Regions from separate parts of the Homo sapiens genome. Here region 2 is linked to region 1. Evidence: chromatin loops called from intact Hi-C (ENCODE). Cell type or tissue: mammary epithelial cell. All regions are shown on one strand.

Region 1 (8,000 bases):
GCTTAGTTACCTCAAGTGAATCCACAGGTCCAATTATTCTCCGTGCAAATGGTTGGACTCCATTTTGACCAATGTTTATGGTGTTTGGCAATTTTTCAGTGGCTACTTTGCTCTGATATGATTAATTTATTGCATAATACTCTGCTTTGCATGTGTGGAGCCTAAATAATCTTAGTAGGCAGAAAGGAAATAAAAGACCTATGTCTTTCGAACTTGGAAACATTGGAAACATAACATCACCACGTCAATACTGCCAAAACCAATACCAGTTAGCCTCGATAAAGACAACTTGTATGTGCTGATGACACCCAGTCTTGGGACAGCCAGCCCTTCCCTTGTCCCATTCCTTGCCTTCTCTACCTTCAGAGATCCAAGCAGGGGAGAAGCAGCAGCCCCAGAACTTACCAAATCAGATTCAATCACCAGGAAACTCCTGGCATCTTCCCATCAGTATCTTTTCCTGTGGCTTTCCTGGGCCTCTTTCTTTGACAAAGTTACATAGAACACATGCTCTTATTAAATGGCTACACATGAGGTTGCCAACCCTTTTGTGGAAATATAAGGAACATACATATCTGTCAAATGAATGAATGAGTGAACTCAGGATCTATAAGTGTGGTGACTGCTGGGCTTCTGACCTTGGGAAAGTGTTTATCTACCTCTGTCCTTAGAGGATTTCCTGATGCCCTTACACTGTGAAATTCTTGCTTTCTCTGAGGTTTCTTATTCTGTTTCTATTTCCTTCAATCCCTTGCCACTTTTCTTTTGATCATTGGTATACGGTTGTGAAATGACTGCATAGGATAGGAAGCCTGGAGATGGAAAGAGCATGGGTTTTGAAATTACACCAACCCAGGTTAAAATCACCATTTGGCAAATCACTAGCTGGCAGCCTTGGGAGATATTACTTAACCTCATACAGCCTCAATTCCCCCACCTGAAAAACTGGAATAACTCTCTCTCTCTCTCTCTCTCTCTCTCTCTCTATATATATATATATATATATATATATATATATGTGTGTGTGTGTGTGTGTGTGTGTGTGTGTGTGTGTGTGTGTGTATAGCAAAAATGCATTAGAATTAAGATGAAATCTCCTGTGCAGATATACTAGGAATACTCATTTATTTTATCTAACACTCCTCTAGCACTTCCTGAAGTATGTCCCAGATGTTCCAGGTACTGCTCTAAGCATTCGATGTACCAATGAGGTAGTTGCTATTACTCCCTCCATTTCACAGAGAAAGCAACTGAAGAACAAATGGATTAAGTAACTTGACCAGGGTCTCATGGCTTGTAATTGGCAGAGGCAAGATTAAAACCAGTCTGGCTCGCTACGGAATCTGCACTCTCAACTACAGTCCAAAGCTGCCTGCCATAATGATGGCTTCCATTATTATTATTGTGATCATTGTCCTCATCACTATTACTATCATTATGACTACAACCAGGGGCACTTGGAAGACCTGGAATCAAGTGGAGATAAGCGGCGCATAGGGTGCTAGTTAGGCACAGAGCATCAGGGCGGCAAATCCAGACCTTTCCTTTCATTTTGTATCACAAAGCCTGTGGGAAGACATTATCACAAATGAACAGCCTAAAGCCAATGCCACAGCTCAGCATCCTCAGCTCTGTTCAGTGGTAAGTGTTCATGTAGCCCAAGGGCTCAAGGCCATTGCAAGCCATTGCATCTTCATATAATGCTAAAATTTTCACTCTTGTTCAGGTCTTCACCATACATTAGGTTGGTGAGGCAGCTCTTACGACAAAATTAATTTACAGAGGAAAAATATTTTTATTAAAAGATAGCTCTTTTAGCCAGACACATACCTGCTGTCTCCACTACTACGTAAGCTGAGGCAGGAAGATCACTTGAGAGCAGGAGTTTGGAGACTATGATGAGCTCTGATTGCACCTGTGAATAGTCACTGCACTCCAGCCTGGGCAACATAGAGAGACCCTGTCTCTTAAAAAAAAAAAAAAAAAAAGACTGCTCTTTTTAAGTACTCTTTCATTACATAGATGGCAATAACAAATATTCTCTCTTTTTAAAGATGAAACACTACTGAGCATCTGTCAAATAAGATGGCAACGTTTTCCTCCTCTCAGAAGCAGGAAAAGAATGTAAAATTATCGCTATGGGAAAAAAAAACTCACCTGCTACAGTCATCAGCTCAGTTTATTTGAAAGAAATCCTAGCTTGTCAACTTTGCTTTCCTCAACAAATGTCCCTGAAAGTAGCGGGATTTAGAGATTTCAAGAAAATGTGGAAGTAACTCTGTTCAGCTCAGCTCTATGGACAGAGGATGGGGAAAGAAGAGGGTGGTAGTTCCATATCAAGGTCTGTTGCTCAACCTTGAAAATAGAGACTCATACTTAATCACAGATGATTTTGATGCTATTGTTGGCAAAACAATAGGAAACCACATAGAACATGCCTTTATTTTCTAAAGACTAACCAGAAAGAATGATTTAGTTAAAATTTTCATGATTGTCACCACAATTCATTTCTTATCAAGAGCTACCCATATCTAGAAAAAGTGAAAATCAATAAAAAACAGTGAAATATTCCTGAAAGGTGCATGTAGGCTCTTCTCCCCTGCCCCTGCCTATTTATAGTACTTATAGGTGAATACATCCACTACGCCTATGATCCTCTGAGAGTGGTTGGATGCTTTTATCTTCCAACCTGGAAATATGTGAATGTAAAGCCATGATGTAACACACAGGAACACACCCTTTACCTAGGAACACACCCTTTGCCTAGGAACACACCCTTTGCCTAGGAACACACCCTTTCATGTACTTACATTTGAGACTAAATAAAAAGTCTCTGCAAATTTCATGAAATTATTTAAATACAAGGCACACTTGCAAACTATAATCATTTTGCATCTCAATGAAAGACACAGAATCATAATCAAAATTGCAATATCTAGTTTTAATGTACTGGATTACATTAAAATAGTATTACTATTTGAGAATCAAAAAGAAAAAAATATAAGTAAAAAGGCAAGAAAAATATTTTTTAATGTTGAAGTCCTGATAGGAGACTTTGCTATGTAGATTTAGGCATCAGGGAAGACTTTTCACATCAGAAATGCCAGCCACTTTCCCACAAGAAAGAATATTATGTGCACATCTTAATAATTCAGTTCACTAGAACTTTTTCTGATTCTCCTTCCTCTATTTGTAAAATAAACAATTTTAAAAAGCTTCATGTAGTAACCATGGAAAAAGAAAAAGGCATGTATTGATAATCTGAGATTGGTGATTTTTTTTTTTTTAAAGAATTGGTATGTCAAAAGCATATGCTGTGCCTCATGGCCAATATGGAAATGTCAGGGGTTTAATTGGCAGCTGTGAATAGCAGCACCTGCAAACAGCTCAGGGCTTGTTCCTGTGGTCTGGCAACATTCTTACTTAATGCTTTAAATAAAGGCTTACTCACTGGGACAGAAATAACTGACAATGGATGATTGATGATTGTCCATCACGCAATGGCTGACGTCTACCATTCACCAGGTCTGTTTACGAGCGCACGCCCAGATTTCATTAACAGGGGCATGACATCCAGGAGTGGGCCTGCCACAGATGGCCAGTCAGTAATCTAGTTCAAAACACCTAGAAGAGACCAAGATTTGTTAATCTGGAAAAATAGATTGTTGCAGATTCAGAATGCCTTATGAAGATGATTTTCAAAGTTCCCTTTTCTTTTTTTCTGCTTGTGTTCTTTTGTTTTGTCAATGTGTTTGGTTTCAAGTTCAATGTCAGGTTACATTTCTCTGATTCTTATTCCATACTGACTTTGCATTTGAAAGATGCGATGGCAGAAAGACGTATACAAGGAATTATATTTCTAATCATTAATTTATAACACTAATGTCTGGGGGACTATTCAAGCTTTGAGTATAGTCAATTTTACTATTTCAATTAGGAGGGCAAAAAAAGTGCAAAGAAATAAATCCACAGTGCATATACATGGCTAACGTGAATTTTCACACCTGGACATTCGTCAGCCCACAGCACGCCTCCAGGTACAGCCAAAAAACACACCAGCATATGTGGTGTACTGCAAAGAGCACTGGGATAGCAAACCTTTCCAAATAAACACCGCTAAATTAAAGCAGCTTTGCCCTGTTCAGTAAAACAGCCCATAGTATCTTGGGCTGACATGTTGTAGTATGAGACTAACACTAAGCTTTAGTTTTCTTCTTCCTGTTTCTCCTCCCTAAAGTCTCTTTTTCCCAGCTACAATGTTTTGTGGTACACATATACCTTGATTATTATTTCTCTCCAGTTAAGGATTAATCTCCTCTGATGCACTTACAAACCTTTTCATGGTTAGTGACTGGACCATGGGTTGGTTTGTTTGCTTGTTGGTGGGTTTTATTTTTTGGCCTACCTTTTGGACAGTGGCAGTTTCTACATCCTGTTTGGGAAAGGTGATGTCTTTGTCTTAAGTAATGGAGTCTTCCCCTAGAATTTTGCTCATTGCCTTTTCAACCACTTGTGAACTTATTTCTACAAATGGTTGTATTCTAGGCATTTCATTGGCAAAACTTGAGTAAAGTGGCCTATTTGTTTTTAGCCCTTTCTGAGTCTCACTGTATTCTCCTGAGGAAAATAGGGCAGGGATCATTTTCTTGTCATTTCAGTGCAAGAAAAGCTAGACCAAGAGAAGTCAAGCAACTGGAACCACATCCCACAACTTTAGCTAGCACAAGAGCCTCTACGAGCATCCAGGACTCACATGTGGCACTTGAGGGATCTTTCCACTGGGCTATTTGGGTGTGAGGCATGTGGACTGGATGGCACAGATCACCTGCTTTTTGGGGTCATCAATGAATATACAACCATAGCTAGAGAATGGCTGCCCTGCCAAAGTCCTAATTCAACCCCAAACAGTGTGCATAGCAGTGAACAAACATGGAGGACCAAGCATGTGCCAAAGGCCATGCTCTTTGCCATTCAGAACATTACTGCAAAATAAGAAAGGTCTGCCTTGCCTCTGAAATTGCTACCTTTGAATATGTATCTATCTTGGCTTTTTAAGTACTTTTTGTTTTGTTTTGTTTTGCTGTACAATCTGCTGTCTCTCCTTTTGTTTAATTGCATTCAGTTTTACAATTTCCCCCAGGAAAAGCAGCTAATTATATTTTAGCACAGAGAGAGGCAGGTGTTAGCTAAGATGTAAGAGTCCTAATTTTAGCCTTGATAATTCATGCAGTTTAGCTGGATCTCAATGTAAAGTCACCAGACTGGGTGTGTGAGCTCATCATTTTAGGCTTTCTGAAATTTGCATGGGATCATGTGACTACAGATTTGCACTTTGAGCTTGTAAATGACAAAGGGTTGGCAATAATTGAAATGGTTGTGTTGTAATCTTGTGTCCAAGGAAATATGGTCCAATGGTAAATCCAAATAAACTGAACATGGGAAGTGCATTTGGATAAGATCATTTGGATAAGCAGCCAGGCTTCTTGGGGTTGAACCCTGTCTGTACATTTCCTAGCTGTGTGACCTTGCGCAAGTCATTTAACCTCTCTGTGCTTCTGTTTCTTTATCTAAAAATTTAAGATAGGCCTGGGCGTGGTGGCTCACGCCTGTAATCCCAGCACTTTGGGAGGCTGAGGCGGGCAGATCACGAGGTCAGGAGATCGAGACCATCCTGGATAACATGGTGAAACCCCATCTCTACTAAAAATATAAAAAATTAGCCAGGTGTGGTGGCAGGCACCTGTAGTCCCAGCTACTTGGGAGGCTGAGGCAGGAGAACGGCATCAACCCAGGAGGCAGAGCTTGCAATGAGCTGAGATTGTGCCACTGCACTCCAGCCTGGGGGACAGAGAAAGACTCCATCTCAAGAAAAAAAAAATTAGGATAGTGTCAGTATATATCTGTAGGTCGTTGTGGGGATTAAATGAGGTAAGTTATGTAAAACTCATCACAATACCTGGGTCATAGCTAGGTATCTATATTTTTATATTCAGGGAATAATTGTATTGGAAAAGCCTAAGATTTTTGGAACAGCAACAGCAGCAAAGGCAGAAATTAGAGAAATATCCAGAAGCAAATTCTCCTCTAACAAATATTGGCATTTCAGAACATATCTGAAACAAATGTTTGCTCTTGAGATGAGTAGGTTCCCCAGTACTGAGATCATCTTCGTTTCCATGGACATGGCATTTACAGTCAAAATATCCAATTATATCCGTGAGAATACTCCTCCAATTGTTCTGATGTGTTTGTGTGTGTCTCTGTGTGTGCTTGTGTGTATGTAGGACTTTCTTCCAGGTTCAGAGATAGTAGGGGGCAGTGTCATGTAGACCAAACAACCAAACGACTTACTGAATTTTTTTCATCCCTACTGGTTGTTTTAAGTAGGGACAGCTCTGGCCCAACTCTGTTGACTGTAGCTTCTGAGCTGTTCTCACAGGGCCTACAGGGGAGTTACTGATTGTTTTCCCAGGAATCTGCCAAGTGCGGTGGTGTATGATGGAACATGCCACTTCCCTATCTCTGGAACCTGAGTATGAGTTGAGAATAATGATCATTTCTGCTAATGAGTAATTAAAAACAATTTCAAGACTACCTCTAACCTCTGCATTTGTGAATGCCACCCTTTCTTAAATGCTATACCGAGGTTCTTTGCTAAGGCTCAAAGTCTTCCATTCCTCTCTCTGACTCCAAATTCAATCAATCAAGTCTTCCTTTCTAGTAGTTCTCATATTTATTTTATTCACTCTATTTAAGATCCACTTTATCTTTCATTTGGACTATATAATGACCACCCATAGAGCCTTCCTGATTCTAATCTGTCTCCCTTGAAATCCCTAATCCAGCCTCCAAAGTGCCTCTAGAGTAATATTTTTTAAATCACAAACTTTTTCATGGTTCACCATTGTCCACAGAATCAAAGCCAAGTTTCTTTGTATTGCACAAAAGGCTTTGCATGATTTAGTTCCTGACAGCATGGCCAGCCTCATCTCCCTCCTCTTGCTGCCTGCGTTCTAACTACACAAAGCTGTTTGAAGTTTTGTATCTCTCTCTTCCCTTTTTCTCTCTCTGGTGTTTCATTCTTTAATGCTCTCCTAAACATTATTTCCTGTGTACAAATCATCTTCCTTTTGTGACTGTAGCATGCTTCTATTAATATTTTAAGATTTGCTCATGCCTGTAATCCCAGCACTTTGGGAGGCTAAGGTGGGCAGATCACGAGGTCAGGAGATCAAGACCCTCCTGGCCAACATGGTGAAACCCCGTCTCTATTAAAAATACAAAAATTAGCTGGGTGTGGTGGCGGGTGCCTGTAATCCCAGCTACTCGGGAGGCTGAGGCAGGAGAATTGCTTGCACCCGGGAGGTGGAGGTTGCAATGAGCCGAGATCACGCCACTGCACTCCAGCCTGGTGACAGAGCAAGACTCCATCTCAAATAAAATAAAATAAAATAAAATAAAATAAAGATTCTGCTTGGGTTTACCTTTTCCTTGACTTCTACAGAAAAAAAATTGTCATTTCTTCCTCTGGGCTATCTTTGTACAGATACAAATGAGATTGGTACACTGTATGGTATTTGTTTGTTTTACATCTGTTTCCTTTACTAGATAGTATGTCTTTGAATGTGGACCATTTCATTCATTTTTATTTCTATAATCATTATCATGGCCTTTAGGTACAAGGTAGATATACAATGTGCATTGTGAACAGTTATTAATAGTTACACAGTAATTCAAAGATTCATCTAGACAACTATATATAACATTGGATAAGAATTGAAAATTCTAGCTTGTGTAAATGAAGCATTTATTGAGAAACATGCCTTAGATTGAAACAATTCTTCATCTGATGCCTTTGATGATGCAACCCAGGCAAATACTTGCTTACCATCCTCAAAAATTCTATAACTCATCAAACTTAATTAAACGGTTAGAATCTTATCCTTTTAATTAGTGCTTGCACTTGAAAACTTTAAAAATAATGTCAATAATGACTAATA
Region 2 (8,000 bases), 210 kb before region 1:
CCTCTTGGTGCTGTCATGATTGTGAGAACAGGGAAAGGGCAGTCATGGCAACTTCAACCTGACAAAAGTAAGGCAACCAAGAACCAGACCCCTCAAGGAAGAGGACATGAGGCCCACCATGAGCCAAAGAAACATTTGGCTGAAAGTGAGAAAAACCCAGAATGAGTAGAACAGGAGAGTTATTTCTTCATTAATTACTTCCCAGCTGTAGCAGAGGGGACTATACATATCTGTCTTAAGTCTTTCTGAAATGTCAGGGACAGAGTGGACCTAATATGACACACGAGTGTCACTGAGTGGGGTAGGAGGTGAACTGTGGCAAATGCCACCTCCCCTTGGCCACCTTAGACGTCAGCTGCAGCCTGGTGAGCATTTCCATGCACATTGGCAGTGTCCTACATCAAGTCCCATGCCAGCATCACCTTACTTTTCTGACTCTAGAATTTTTCTTAAACAACAGAATCTCCGACAGCTTGTTTACCGGGCAGGCCATAAGTGCAGGGGAGTTAACTTCCCTAAGGACAACCCTCAGTCTGGATCCATACATATATATTGAGAACAAACTGTCTGCAACCACACAGCTTAATAGGAGCAAGAACTAAGACTACCTATATTATTATGACTTTATTATTCTAGGACTCAGCCTTAACCAGCTTTGTGGTTTGAAGCATCAAGTTCCTAGAGTGGACTAGACAAGATTGAAAGATGAATGGCAAAGATCACCAAGGTCACAATTACTTAGAAGTAAAAACTTCTAGATTGAAGAGTGTACCTTTAAACCCAGGATTAAGTCTCTAACTAGTGATGAAATGTCAATAAATGTTCATTGGAGCAAATAGCGCAAAGATTTAGAAGAATTGGCTCTAATAATGTTTTATACACAAACAAAATATATGAAAATTTCTACATTTTGTTTATGTGGAAATTTGCCTCACAAGACCTGTGTGTGTGGTGGTGGCAGGACACTCCACCAGGCACGGAAGGCCGAATTATTGCCACAAACAAGCTGTGAGATGCCAGGTGGCCATTTCATTTCTTTGGGCTTTCATTTATGCATTTGTAAAATAAAAGAATTGAACCAAATCATCTCAAGTACTTTGTACCTAAAATTATTAGATTTTCTAATGTATATCCTTAAGTTGTGTTTTCACAATGACTCATTCTGTTTTGATGAGGAAGCCAGCCTCCAATTACATCTCCAAAAAATAAAGACAAGTTGCAACCTGTTTAATCACATGCAATCAGTATCAAGTATGTATTACAGGTATCACAGATAATACAGAAAGAACCTATTGACTCTCCCCCTATTCTAGGACTCAACCCTAACTTGCTTTATGGTTTGGAGTGTGAAGTTCCTAGTCTGTAAAGAGAAGGGAGTTCTTGTATCTGCCCTCTAGATCTTTTCTAAACCTACAAACCTAAGACTAATGGCATCCCTCACCTCCCACAGCTTGTCTATGTTGTTTATTTCTCACCCATTGCTTCACTAAGGAAACTAACATTGCAACAGAGACCAGAGGGAACAGGACAGGGGCAACCACAATTCAAGCAGCTGGTTTTAGAGTCAGTAAAGCAACTGCTGTTCTATTTTCCACCTGCAAGTTAAAAAGTGAGTCAACTATTTCAAATGTTAGCTAAACATTCCTACCAAATCTAGTGCAGTAGATTCGGATTTGGAGTACAGAGAACTGGATTATAATTCCGATTCTGTCACCTGATGGCCATGTCACCTGGCCACATCACTTCATCTCTCTGTGATCCTGTTTCTCCAAGTGTAAAATGGGGATAATAGCAGGGAGATGCTGTGGAGATTCAGAAAGATTAAATACAGTAACCTACATGACAGAACCTGGTATAGCACCAGGCACCTAGAAGACCTTCGCTGAATGATTGGAAGGAGGATCTAGCTGTCTGCCAAAGAGAAGAAAATAGGAAACATGAAAACACTAATGAGTATAAACAGAAAGTGTACTGGATGCAGAGTGAGATTTGTGTTCTAATCTCAGTCATTACTAGCTGAGTGTCCTTGAACAAGTCAAGGTCTCACTTCTTCTCACCTCAATTTCTTCATCTGTAAAATGTTGGGCTTAACTGCCATGATTCTGCTTTAACATTCCAGGATTCTGCAATGACGTTAGTTTGCCATTGCTGATGTTAATGTTGTTTTCTTCTCAGTGATCCACATTCCAAGAAACCATTCTTGGAATGGAATAGGATACCTAAACCAACTCATCCTACTCATTCGTTGTAATGGAAAAATAATCAGTTCTTTATTATTTATGCCACAGGCATGACTCAGAGCATAAAAGTATGAGTAGAGGAAGTCTATGGCCCTTAAAGAAAAGCGCTAATAAATAATCTGTTTTAGAACTATAATTTTCTTTTTTTTTTTTTTTTTGTTTGAGATGGAGTCTCACTCTGTCGCCCAGGATGGAGTGCAGTGGCGCAATCTCTGCTCACTGCAAGCTCCGCCTGCTGGGTTCACGCCTTTCTCCTGCCTCAGCCTCCTAAGTAGCTGGGACTACAGGCGCATGCCACCACACCCAGCTAATTTTTTGTATTTTTAGTAGAGACAGGGTTTCACTGTGTTAGCCAGGATGGTCTCGATCTCCTGACCTCGTGATCCACCCGCCTCGGCCTCCCAAAGTGCTGGGATTACAGGCATAAGCCACCTTATGGCCTTAGAATTACAACTTTCAATAGGAAAAAAAAAACCCTATGAATTCTCCAAAAATCAACAGAAGCAACGTTAACCTTTTTTTCTCTAATAACAAGGTGGTTATCTCCAGTGCCTTCTAGAATATCTTTGTCTGTTATTCTTACTCCTCATAAGCCCCCAAGCCTAATACTATCCTCCTACAGCCATACATTCAAATCGAGCCTCAGGATCTCAAGCAAGGTCCTTCAATTGACCTACAAAATGGGTGTTACCTCTGCTGGTAAGGAGACTAGACCTCTCCCTTGAACAATGTCATATCCCATGGCATCACTATTCCTCTTCTTCAGATTAAAGGCTGGATGGTGATGAGCAGATTTCATCTTTCTGCCAAGAACAGATTGACCCTGAGGTAAGTAGATAGCTTACAGTCTATCCCAGGACAAATGCAGGTAGCAGGCCTTCTTTCTCAAACAACACAAGTTTCTAAAAATTCCTTTCACCTCCATTAAATTTAAAACATAGTGTATAGTACTCTTTTCTTTATTCCAAATATTAAAGTGCATATCCATGGTAAAAATGATAATTTCTCAAATAGATACAGTCCTATAAATCATCTAGGGATAACAAAAACTAAGTTTCAATGAACATGCCAATTCTAAATGTCATGTAGTGGTTGCCTGGAGTACTATGTTGTAAAGGACTGTGACCTGCATTTACACTCAGTGGGGATGCTGCATTCAGTGAGCCAGCGTTGCTTAGGAGGATGGGAGAAGTAGAAATAGATCACGTCTATTGTCCTTGACCTCGTCCGGTGATCAAATACTGGACCAAATCTGGCCACACTTATGCATTTATATATGTTCTGTAGCTGCTTTCCCTCTGCAGCAACAGAGCTGAATCTTGCATCAGAGTGTGTGGCCCACAAAACCTAAAATATATTTACTCCCTGGCTCTTTACAGAAAAGTTTGTCAACCCCTGATTGTAGTCCAGCCCTCTCATCTCACAAATAATAGAATTAAATATATCTTCCTGTTTTTCCTTTCAACTTAAACCTTAGATTCTGATTAGCTAATCAAATCAAAGTAATAGTGACTTCTTACTAGAGTGGTACAAGCTGAGATCACAGTTTGTTACATGGAAGAACCACCATATGTGGAATCAAACCATGACCCAGACACCCAAACCGTATGTCAACTGTATTCTCATCTTAGGGGTGATATTTCTGAATTTCAATCTAGAGTTTACTTATCATGTGGCTTTTCTAGTTAAAAAAAATAAAATAGTATAATTTTGACAGGAATAATAAAAAGTATGTTTCACAATTGTAAATTGTCTCTCCATTTAAGTACACATGTCTGTCATACCATTGAAAGGAGGAATAATAAATCCAATATTTATGGTTTCACTATGGGTTACTGGCATCCTTGTAGTTTAAATAGGTGACTAAGAAGAAATCCTGCTGGCAAGCAAATTTATACATACTTATTTTGTGCCTTGACACGCTGAAAGTGTTCACATAAAATAATATAAGGCTTCTATAGCCTTGATTATTTCTGAATACTGCAAAATCTTACACTGGTATTGCAAACACACTTTGAAAACAGCTGGGGTAATCATGTTTAGTCTCAATCTGTGCTGTCCAATACAGTGGCCACCTGCCCCACGTGGCTACTGAGCACTTAAAATGTGGCTAGTTCAAATTGAGGTATGTTGTATGGACTGGATTTCTAAGACATGGTATGAAAAAATGAATGTGAAATGTATCATTAGCAATTTTTTGTAATATTCTATGTTGAAATGATATTTTAGATATATTGGGTTAAATAAAATGTGTTATGAAAATTACTTTCACTGCTCTTACTTTTTTGATGTAGCTACTAAAAAATTTAAAATTATCTATACGGGTCATGTATTTCTTTTGGATGTGCTCTGGTGGAGAAATTTTTAAAAAATATTTATGAAAGCAAGCCCAATGAGATAGGGAAATTGATACACACTTATAGAAAATGTACTACGTTCCCATGCCTCTGCTGATGTCATAGCCCTAACAACAATGAGCAATGTTCAAGGAAAGAAATAGCCCAATAAGTCAACATCTACCTGTTTAACATTATGAGAAAACTGAGGTCATGTCTCATGACTAAAGGCCTAATCATCTACTTCTCTTCCTTTTAAAAGTTTTAAAATAGTCCAGCAAAATTAGCACATAATCCCTCCCCGTATACTCACCCTTTCAAAAAGGAGCATGGCCTGAAAAATATCTGTTGATCTAACAAAAATAAAGAGAAGTTATAAACCAGACACTATCATGCAAATAGTTGAGTTGGCCAAGAATTTACTTCAAGTAATACCACATGACATTGTTTGATCTCTTTTGTTTCAGCAAGGATAAAAAGGCCAGCCATAAGGAGACATGACAAATACCATTGAGTACTGCAGAGCAACTTGGCAGCTGCCCGAGGTAGAGCATCTTGTTTACATCACCACGCCAAGCCAGGAAGCAGAGTGAGGCTTTAGTCCCTGAGGCATTAAGTCCTCACCCTGATACCCCAATCCAGGTCTAGCCACCTCTCTCCAGACATAGTCCTGAGCATAACAGCTGTGGAGATCAGTTGCCTTTTCTGCGAAATTGTCATTAAACCATGAGTAATTTGGCACTATTTTCTGCATGATTTGTCCTCTCTGAAAATAAGCAGACTCAGGCTTGTGAAAATGGAAATTGATTTACTTTCTATCCTTCTTGAGCTCATCTATTTAAGGTCTACTTCTTCTGGGATGTGCCAGGAGACTGCACTACTTTCAAGTGGTGGAAATTTCTTAAAAAAAAAAAAATAAAAATAAGCTGAAGGAAACTTGGAATGAGAATGCACTTGGCTAATTGGTTTGCCATCTAGCACTACCTCTTTCTCTAAGCAGGGAGAATCAAGCCGCTGTCTGCTTGATGGGGCAGTGGCAGCCTCGTGTAACCTCTGTAGTTATCTTCTGACTACTCAGCTGAATCCACTGCATTCTACATATCTTTCTTATTTAACGTAGAGTATGCATTTAAAAATAATATTTCTGTAAACCTTATCAAGCAAAACATGGCATGACTCGATGCCAAATTATAGTGATGATTATTTTAAGAAGAATCACAGCGCTTTGGCCCAGTTTTTGGAAAATGTGATTAATAGCACTGCCAGTGCCTTCTAGTGAGCCAGCACCACAAACTAGCTATTTGATTTCATAACACAGTGCTGTTGTGATCACCAAAGCAACACTATCCGTTTAGGTGCTGGATTAGAATCCAGGCGAGTCCGCAGTATAGTCTTTACACTTCATCAACTTCCACACAGGACATAAATTGTACTAATATAGTAATATACTGAAATCTCAGACCAACTGTTTGTCATCGGATTAGAATGTGATGACACAGAATAAAGATGTGAGACAGAATCTGTGCTGAGGTCTAAATTCACATTGGAAGTCTGGGAAGAGAAGACTGTTTATAAAATTATAGCCCAGGAATTGCTGCCAAAGTCGGCCTTTGGTGCAGCTGTAAGTCGGATGGAATCCACCTTCCTGACGTCAGACCCACCCACTGGAACACTGCTCCTCTGACTGGGGCTTCCCTGAATGGAAACTACATGTCATACTGCAAAGTAAGTGCTGTCGTTCTGGAGCTGTCGGCACGATTCGATCTTTGTAGTGGGTTGATTATTTGTTCTTTTCCATCCAGCAAAAAGGCTATCAGCACACTTGTAGTTTTAGCATTCATATTTTTCATCCCCAAGTTCTGAGTTTTGCTCAAGCTGACAGATTTCTTGAGTTCTACTCCCTAGGACCTTCACATCTGATGATGGGGTGCTTTTTCATTTTCTTTCCTTCTGTTTTGTATTCTTCAATTCACTTCTTCATCTTCTCTTCCCAGGAAATGATGACCTCCTTTGTACAGATTCTGCTACCATAGACAATGTGCATTACCATTTACAAAACCCAAGGATACATTTTGGTTTTCTATTACTTAGAAAAATTGGGGCCATACGTAAAGACGCCATGGAATAGGTGTTTATGCAGAAGGTTTGTCTGGACTAAAAACAAAATGAAGTTTGATGTCATTATTTATACATTTCAGAAGCTCCTAGATTACTATCTTAAAGGTTGTTTTTGTTTTTAATATATGACATTTGAAGTTTCAGTCACAGTGTAAAAAATATTTAAATAAGTTTCAACTGGTTTGCCAGGGAAGCAGGATGGTAAGGGCGGTAGGCATAGGGCTAACCTAAGCTTCGGCTAATTGCTTTAATACACATCACACAAGGTGATCCTCATAAAGGGTTATATTATGAATTCAATTATATAAGTAAGAAAACTGGTGTTGAGAGATGTGAAGTGACTTGTCCAAAGTTACCTCCTATGCAGCAGAGTCTACATGACTAGAATCCAAGTCTTCTGGCTCATTTTTGTTTGTATATAATTTATTTGCTTTTATTTTTAATTTTACATAGATAACTATATCACTAAGTAATGTATCATTTAGGTTTCCATGACATGATGTAAGTGTAGTCATTCCACATGTTACCGGCCTTTTTTTTTTTTTTTTTTTTTTTTTAAGAGATGAGGTCTCATTATTTTGCCTAGGCTGGTCTTGAACTCCTGGGCTCAAGCAATCCTTCCGCCTTGGTCTCCCAAAGTGCTGTGATTATAGGCTTGAGCCACTACACTCGGACCTGTTACTGACAATTTTTTTTCTTTTTCTTTTTTGTTGTGCTCTGTCGCCCAGGCTGGAGTGCAGTGGTGGGATCTCGGCTCACTGCAAGCTCCACCTCCTGGGTTCACGCCATTCTCTTGCCTCAGCCTCCCAACTAGCTGGGACTACAGGTACCCGCCACCACGGCCGGCTAATTTTTTTGTATTTTTAGTAGAGACGGGGTTTCACCATGTTAGCCAGGATGGTCTCGATCCCCTGACCTCATGATCTGCCCATCTTGGCCTCCCAAAGTTCTGGGATTACAGGCGTGAGCCACCGCTCCCAGCCAACATTTTTTAAAAAACACTTTTTGAGGTATAATGGACATACAAAAAGCTGTACATATTTAAAGTATACAACTTGAGTTTATGGGTAAGTATATACCCATGTAACCATTACCACAGTCAATGTCATAAACATGTCCATCACCTCTAAAAGCTTCCTCCCACCCTCTTTATTATTATTGTTTATTGTCATAAGAACACTTGACAGAAGATCTACCCTTTTAGCAAATTTTTAAATATACCATATAGTATTATTAACTATAGGCACTATTCTGTACAGTAATATATCTCTAGAACTCACTCATCTTGCATAACTGAAAATTTGTA

The links. Hi-C counts contacts between places; a loop is a spot of excess contacts. Peaks named below come from ENCODE experiments on the same cell type or tissue, not always from the same donor. Only the 100,000 strongest peaks of a DNase experiment are listed, where the experiment ranks them.
Region 2: a loop joins it to region 1, with 4 times the contacts of the local background. A loop is called at or near these places in 3 of 110 quality-filtered maps.

The regions. Positions count from the first base shown.
Region 1 is chr2:67,460,573-67,468,572 of GRCh38, forward strand. LOC107985891 (a long non-coding RNA gene) reads right to left here and starts at 3,925. Exons shown (of 3, transcript XR_001739520.2): 1 at 3,452-3,925; 2 at 1,831-1,966. RefSeq lists an enhancer at 3,219-3,799. In mammary epithelial cell, no CTCF peak of the experiment used is centred here; DNase peaks (open chromatin) are centred at 2,389, 2,709 and 3,479; H3K27ac peaks cover 2,051 bases.
Region 2 is chr2:67,254,907-67,262,906 of GRCh38, forward strand. All of the region lies in intron 1 of LINC01828 (long intergenic non-protein coding RNA 1828), which reads left to right. Among named protein-coding and RNA genes, the nearest start is that of LINC01829, 44 kb to the left of the region's middle. In mammary epithelial cell, no CTCF peak of the experiment used is centred here; DNase peaks (open chromatin) are centred at 1,235, 1,495, 4,935, 5,085 and 1 weaker place; H3K27ac peaks cover 3,915 bases.